Linked DNA regions of Mus musculus: region 1 is linked to region 2. The links are chromatin contacts, found by Hi-C or POLR2A ChIA-PET in ENCODE. All regions are on one chromosome and are shown on one strand. Each heading gives the region's core, a stretch centred on a gene start or an enhancer-like site at or near the end of the contact. The rest is flanking DNA. Distances are from core to core; before and after follow the strand shown. Region 1 holds the start of Ro60 (Ro60, Y RNA binding protein). Region 2 holds the start of Glrx2 (glutaredoxin 2 (thioltransferase)).

Region 1 (2,731 bases), core at 215-2,714, 37 kb before region 2:
AACAATTTCTGTATACTCTTAAACGTAAACCAACATGTTATTCTAGATTGACTCTCAGTTCTTCAGACCAGCATTCCGATTATTCACATTAAAATTTCCAACTCCGTAACTGTATGCCCGAAGTACAGTTGAACATATGTTACGCAATGCTCGAAATATTCAGCCATGTACAGTACACAAAATCTACATTAAGGTTTGCTATATTTTGGGTACACATTTTAACAAAACAGTTAAAAACAATATCTTAGAAAAAATCAAAATGAAAATGGAGGGAAAAAAAAACTCCCCCAAAACGTTGGGAACACGAGGAAGGATAAACTGTCCTATTGGTTGAGTAGTACGGAAGGAAATAAAGTCAGAGAGAAATTCAGAGCTAAGCATGTGGCCTCTGAGCAAAAGCACTACCTCGAGAAAACTCAACTTCACAGGAAGTCAAAAAAGGAGGGAGTAAAAGAATTGCGGGAAGTAGAGTGCAGACCCGCGTAGACGGTTATCTGTGGAGGTCCGGAAGAGGTGCCCACATACGAAAGGTGAAAGTTCTGCTTTTGGGAAACTAGAATCTCGAGTTTCTGGGCGGCTGGAGCCTCAGACACCACCCGGGGAAACACACGCCCTAGACCGGCTGCTCCGCAGGACCGACAGCCTGAGCGATGCACCTGACCACACTGGAGACAGGGAGGCTCCGCAGGGAAGGGACAGTGGAAAGGACAAGAGAAGCGCGGAGGAGATGATGAGGGAGGGAGACAGGGAAGGAGGACGCTCGAGGCAATTCAAGTGTCCGAGTCCCAAGTCCGGAGAACACAGCAGTGCACAGGCAGAGGGACTCCTTCCCCTCGTGGTGTGGCTCCCAAGATCACTGCGGAGACGCGGCCGCCCCGGGCCGAGGACGCGGCAGAAGCCCTACTTTCCACACACGCCGACTCCAGTCCCTGAAGTCACTTCTCCGACGCCGGGCGTCGGTGGCGGCAGGTGACCGCCTGGCCCAACGCGGGCCTCCTCCCGGAACCCCCGGCCCAGGACGGTCCCCCTGGTGCTCACCGAATCCTTTAATGAGCTCGGTGAAGACCCCGGGGTCGCTTTCCATGAGACACCACTCCCCGGCATTGCTCGACATGGTCCCCGACCACACACACACCGCCCCGCTTCCACCTCGCGCTCTCCGGAGCCCCGCAGCACAAGCTGCCACCGGCCGCAGACCTCAGCAAAACCCGCCGCCGAGCGTCAACCCCACGTCACCCCGCCTACTTCCCGACAGCCTCCGGGCGCCGTCACCTGCCGCGCGCCGGAGCACAGAAGGACGCTCTAGCCACCCGGGAGACGTCGAAACGCCTCTCCTGCCTCTCAGGATCCGTAGCGCCCTCTGCCGGGCCGGAGAAGTAGCGGGGCCTCGGAGCGCCGGAGGGAGGCACATCCGGGACCCTTGGCACCCCAGAGCTGGGGCGGGGCGATGGAAGGGGCGGGGCTCGAGACGGGGCGGGGCGGGGCTCGCTCCGACCCGAACCTGGAGCTGTCCTCGCCCTTTCGGGCCGCCTCCTATTCCTGGTGCGACGCAGGCTTTCTGTAGGCGCCGCGGGTCCTGAGCATCACCTTCCAGGTAAAGGTGGGTCACTGCAGGCCTGCTGCGGGCCGGGGAACCGCGTTTTGGGCAGTCCCAGCGATCCTGGGCACTTGAGGGCTGGCCGGTGCGCACTCTCTTCCAGCCGCATCCCAGCGTCAGAGGCCAGGCAAAGCCTTCGCCGCCTCTGTGCTCCGGCACCCGCCGGAGGAGAGCATGGACCGACTTCGCATCTGAACATTTCGAACCTGGCCTAGTTGCTCCGGGAGGATGGAATCTTGGGGAACTCAGGTCAACTCTCCCACTTGCAAAGCTCCTGGCGAGCGAACGTGCCAAGGCCCCTTTTCACTCTTTTCTCTCTTCCTGCGGCTTTGGCATAGAGGCGTTGTCTCGGATACCGGTTTGGGAAGGAGCTTTGTGGGAAGACCGAAAGGAAATTATCTTAGAGGAATAATAATCAAGGAAGGGAGAAAGATTTCTCGTCCAAGGGATGAGAGACTCATGTATCGGGATGAAGTGCCTTACGGAAAAATGCGCACCATCCCTCTCCCGCCACCCCTCCCCCCTTAATAGTGCATTATTTTAAAAACACTTGAAATGGTTTTGATGAATAGAACAAAAAATAGCTATTTGTAATTAATACTTATCATTCTTCGGAGGTGGTTTTATTCATCATTTCATAAAAGTATGTTCCAAGGAAGGCTTTTGGCTTCCACAGGAAAAATTTTTGCTCAGAGCATCCTACCATGGTGACATCTTGCCACAGTTCCTCAATACTTTTCATTGCATCGCCCTTAATGGAGTTGATATTTTCATTACCTTTGTGTATGGCATATCCATTTGAACCTGGGATCCTGGCTTTGTAAAGTATTATAGCTTCATTACTGTAAAATTAGCCTTGGCTTTTATTTTTAAAGAAACTGCGTATTTGCTTGACTTCTCAGGGTGAAAAAAAAAAAGTTAGCCTTTCCAAATTACATGAAATATTGGCTTAATGTTTGTGTAAATTGAAGGAAAACATGGTAATCTTTGTACTAGTAATGGTACGACGTATATAGATTGTAGTCCAGAAGATCTTGAAGCAGAAGTGTTATTACATCAGTGTCTTGCTATCTGGTTTACATTCTGCATTAAGAGAATGGACAACATATGGATCAACACATCACTGCTTGGCCT
Region 2 (2,700 bases), core at 26-2,525:
TTTGGCCTGGAAGAACGCTGGATGGCATCAATCCAGTCTATTTGGGTTTTCAACGCTAAAAACAAAATCTCTAATCTAGCATTTACCACCTCCTTAAACCTATGTGGCATTTACGACGGGTGAGCTTTTCTAAGAAATTAAGAGGACCAGCCGGGTGTGGTGGCGCACGTCTTTAATCCCAGCACTCGGGAGGCAGAGGCAGGCGGATTTCTGAGTTCGAGGCCAGCCTGGTCTACAAAGTGAGCTCCAGGACAGCCAGGGCTATACAGAGAAACCCTGTCTCGAAAAACCAAAAAAAAAAAAAAAAAGACCAAAGAGGCATATTCCCTGCCAAAGAAAAAGCTCCAAAAAAAGCACCCCTACCTTTCTTAAGGCAGTCCCTTCGATTTCTGGTTTAGCTTTCCTATTAAGGAAAGGGGCAGGCACCGCATAAATGCCCAATGAAATACCTCAACACTGATAAAGCACCAACTAGTCGCGCTCCATTTATGAAACATCTACTAAGAGGTGGTAGGTGGGCAAAGCAGGATATACACCAGATATCTCCAATAGGAAACAGTCCTAATGATCTGGCAAATGGTTAACATCACGTGACCAGCGCTTTCAGAAAGTAAGTCTCCCTGGAAGACAGGGGAGTATAGGATGTTGAGACAGACGTCTTGACAGCTGCCTAGGCCAGGCCTGATTGGCCATCACTGGTATGCCAGCCCAGGGTTATGCTAAGGAAGGAAGCCAGGGAAAGCAATGCTCCCATCAAGCCAGAAACCACATCTACAGGATGCCAGAGTTACTAGCTGCAAAGCCTTGGGCATTTAAAAGCATGAGTCAAGTTCACATCCTGCGACAGGATAGCAAAGACTTACAATCAATCTAAGAACGATAATATAAGTTCAATATAAGTTCCCACAAGCAGGGGAGTCTCTTTTCAGGGCCATCCAGGTCTACGCTGAGTTAAAACCACATGCTGTATTTGTTAAGCTCAGACTAGGACGTCTGTTGTTTGTCCCCCAAGCCGGCTGGGTCCACACTAACACTACCGCAGGGATCCACAAGCCCCGCAGGCCCGGCCCGCCCCGCCGCGTACCCCGAGCCCGCAGCTCCAGCCGCGCCACGCCGCCCCGCCAAGATCCTCCCGCTCGCCACCAGCCGCCTCCCCACCGAAGCCGCGCGGCGCCAGGACATAGCCAAAGGTCCCCGGCAGCCTCCGGGAGAGCAGCAGGCGATCGCGACCACGACGATGGAAGCCCGCCCCTCCGGCGGCCTCGCTCCGCCCCATCGGGCTGTCCGCGCCGCCGCCGGGCTCGCCGCGCTTCCTGGCTCCCCCGTCTCCGCGCGCCCACGCGCCCGCGTGCCCGCGAGCCTGCAGGTTCGCATCCTCGGCGGTAGAGCGAGGCACTCACCTGCCTGCCGAGTTCTTCCGATCTCTACCGAGTTCTCCCGAGCTCCTCACGCCCGCATTCAGGATTAAGAAAGAGGCTTAGGGAGAGCCACAAGAAAAATTACTCGAGGCAGGGTGGTGGCCCGGTGTTTACCTGAGGGTGGTAGGTAGGTCAGTCACCACCTCTGGTCAGACAGGTTTAGGATGTGAAAGATGGACCGGACCGGAATGTCATCTTAAGATTAATTTATTGATCCGGAGTCCATAGGCAGGTTGAATTGTACTCAGAAAGTGAAAAACACAGGCGGTCCAATGTTTAACGTTCTTTCCGAAGAAAGCAAGGTGGTGTTTTTAAAATAAACTGAAATTAGGAAACGAATTAGCCCAGAGACAGTTCATCATGGCTTTAACAGCCATGGCTGCCGCAGCTCCTAATGACAAACCTATCCAAGCCTCTCAGTGACGGTAATAATAGCCCTTTGTACGTGTTTTCATAAGTTCAGGGGGATCCGCCCTTAGCTCTATACACTGAGGATACTGAAACTGAAAGCCAAGGTCTAATGGTGTATCTAAAACTATGAACAATCGTTGAAACTATCCATACCTTTTTTTTTTTTTTTTTTTTTTTAGTTTTTCGAGACAGGGTTTCTCTGTATAGTCCTGGCTGTCCTGGAACTCACTTTGTAGAGCAGGCTGGCCTCGAACTCAGAAATCCGCCTGCCTCTGCCTCCCCAGTGCTGGGATTAAAGGCGTGCGCCACCACGCCCGGCTTATCCATACCTTTCTTGAGCCTCCATGCTGAACCCAAACTTAAGATTCATGTTGCCAAGGTACAAAATTAGAACTTCTGTTTATGGTTGCTCTTTTTTTACTTCCCTTGGTCTGTATATCATCAAATCATAAAAGATTTTCATAATCATCAAGTTAATTGCAAAAACAAATCTCCCAGGGGCATAACATGTTTTTTTTTTCATAAAGCCCAAATTTACTTTGAAAATCAAAGTTTGCTATATAAAATAATTTTACCAAGAGATAGCGACTTAGGAAAGTTACTGTGGCTTTTGTTGTTTGTTTTGAAGTAGAACTTTTGAAGAACAATTTACCTCTGGCTCAATTAAGGGAAACAATGTAAACCCCTCCCTCTTTCTAGAGATACATTGTTTATCCCCATGCGTCTCAATTTTACAATCCTCCAGCACCATCTCTTAAATGCTGGGATACCATTCACTACCATGTCTTCTGCGCAATTTAATTTTAATATACTGTAAATGAGATTTGTAGTGAGCAGTTGCTCTTTTAAAAAACATCAGCATGCAAGTACT

What was found. A loop is a pair of places that touch in the nucleus more often than their neighbours do. ChIA-PET counts read pairs that join two places held with the same protein, here RNA polymerase II (POLR2A).
Region 1: a map of gastrocnemius shows a loop between it and region 2 (4-fold over the local background). The contact joins the promoter of Ro60 here to the promoter of Glrx2 in region 2. A Hi-C loop is called at or near these places in 5 of 37 maps with a recorded cell type or tissue (gastrocnemius, heart and mouse embryonic stem cell). POLR2A ChIA-PET finds 5 or more read pairs at or near these places in 4 of 5 experiments (Patski and embryonic stem cell).

The regions. Positions count from the first base shown.
Region 1 is chr1:143,775,784-143,778,514 of GRCm38, reverse strand. It overlaps Ro60 (Ro60, Y RNA binding protein), which reads left to right and starts at 1,464. Exons shown (of 9, transcript NM_013835.2): 1 at 1,464-1,594. It overlaps Uchl5 (ubiquitin carboxyl-terminal esterase L5), which reads right to left and starts at 1,237. Exons shown (of 11, transcript NM_019562.2): 1 at 1,039-1,237. The coding sequence starts at 1,114.
Region 2 is chr1:143,738,143-143,740,842 of GRCm38, reverse strand. It overlaps Glrx2 (glutaredoxin 2 (thioltransferase)), which reads right to left and starts at 1,275. Exons shown (of 4, transcript NM_001038592.1): 1 at 1,085-1,275. The coding sequence starts at 1,182. Gm46161 (a long non-coding RNA gene) reads left to right here and starts at 1,677. Exons shown (of 2, transcript XR_001779472.2): 1 at 1,677-1,843.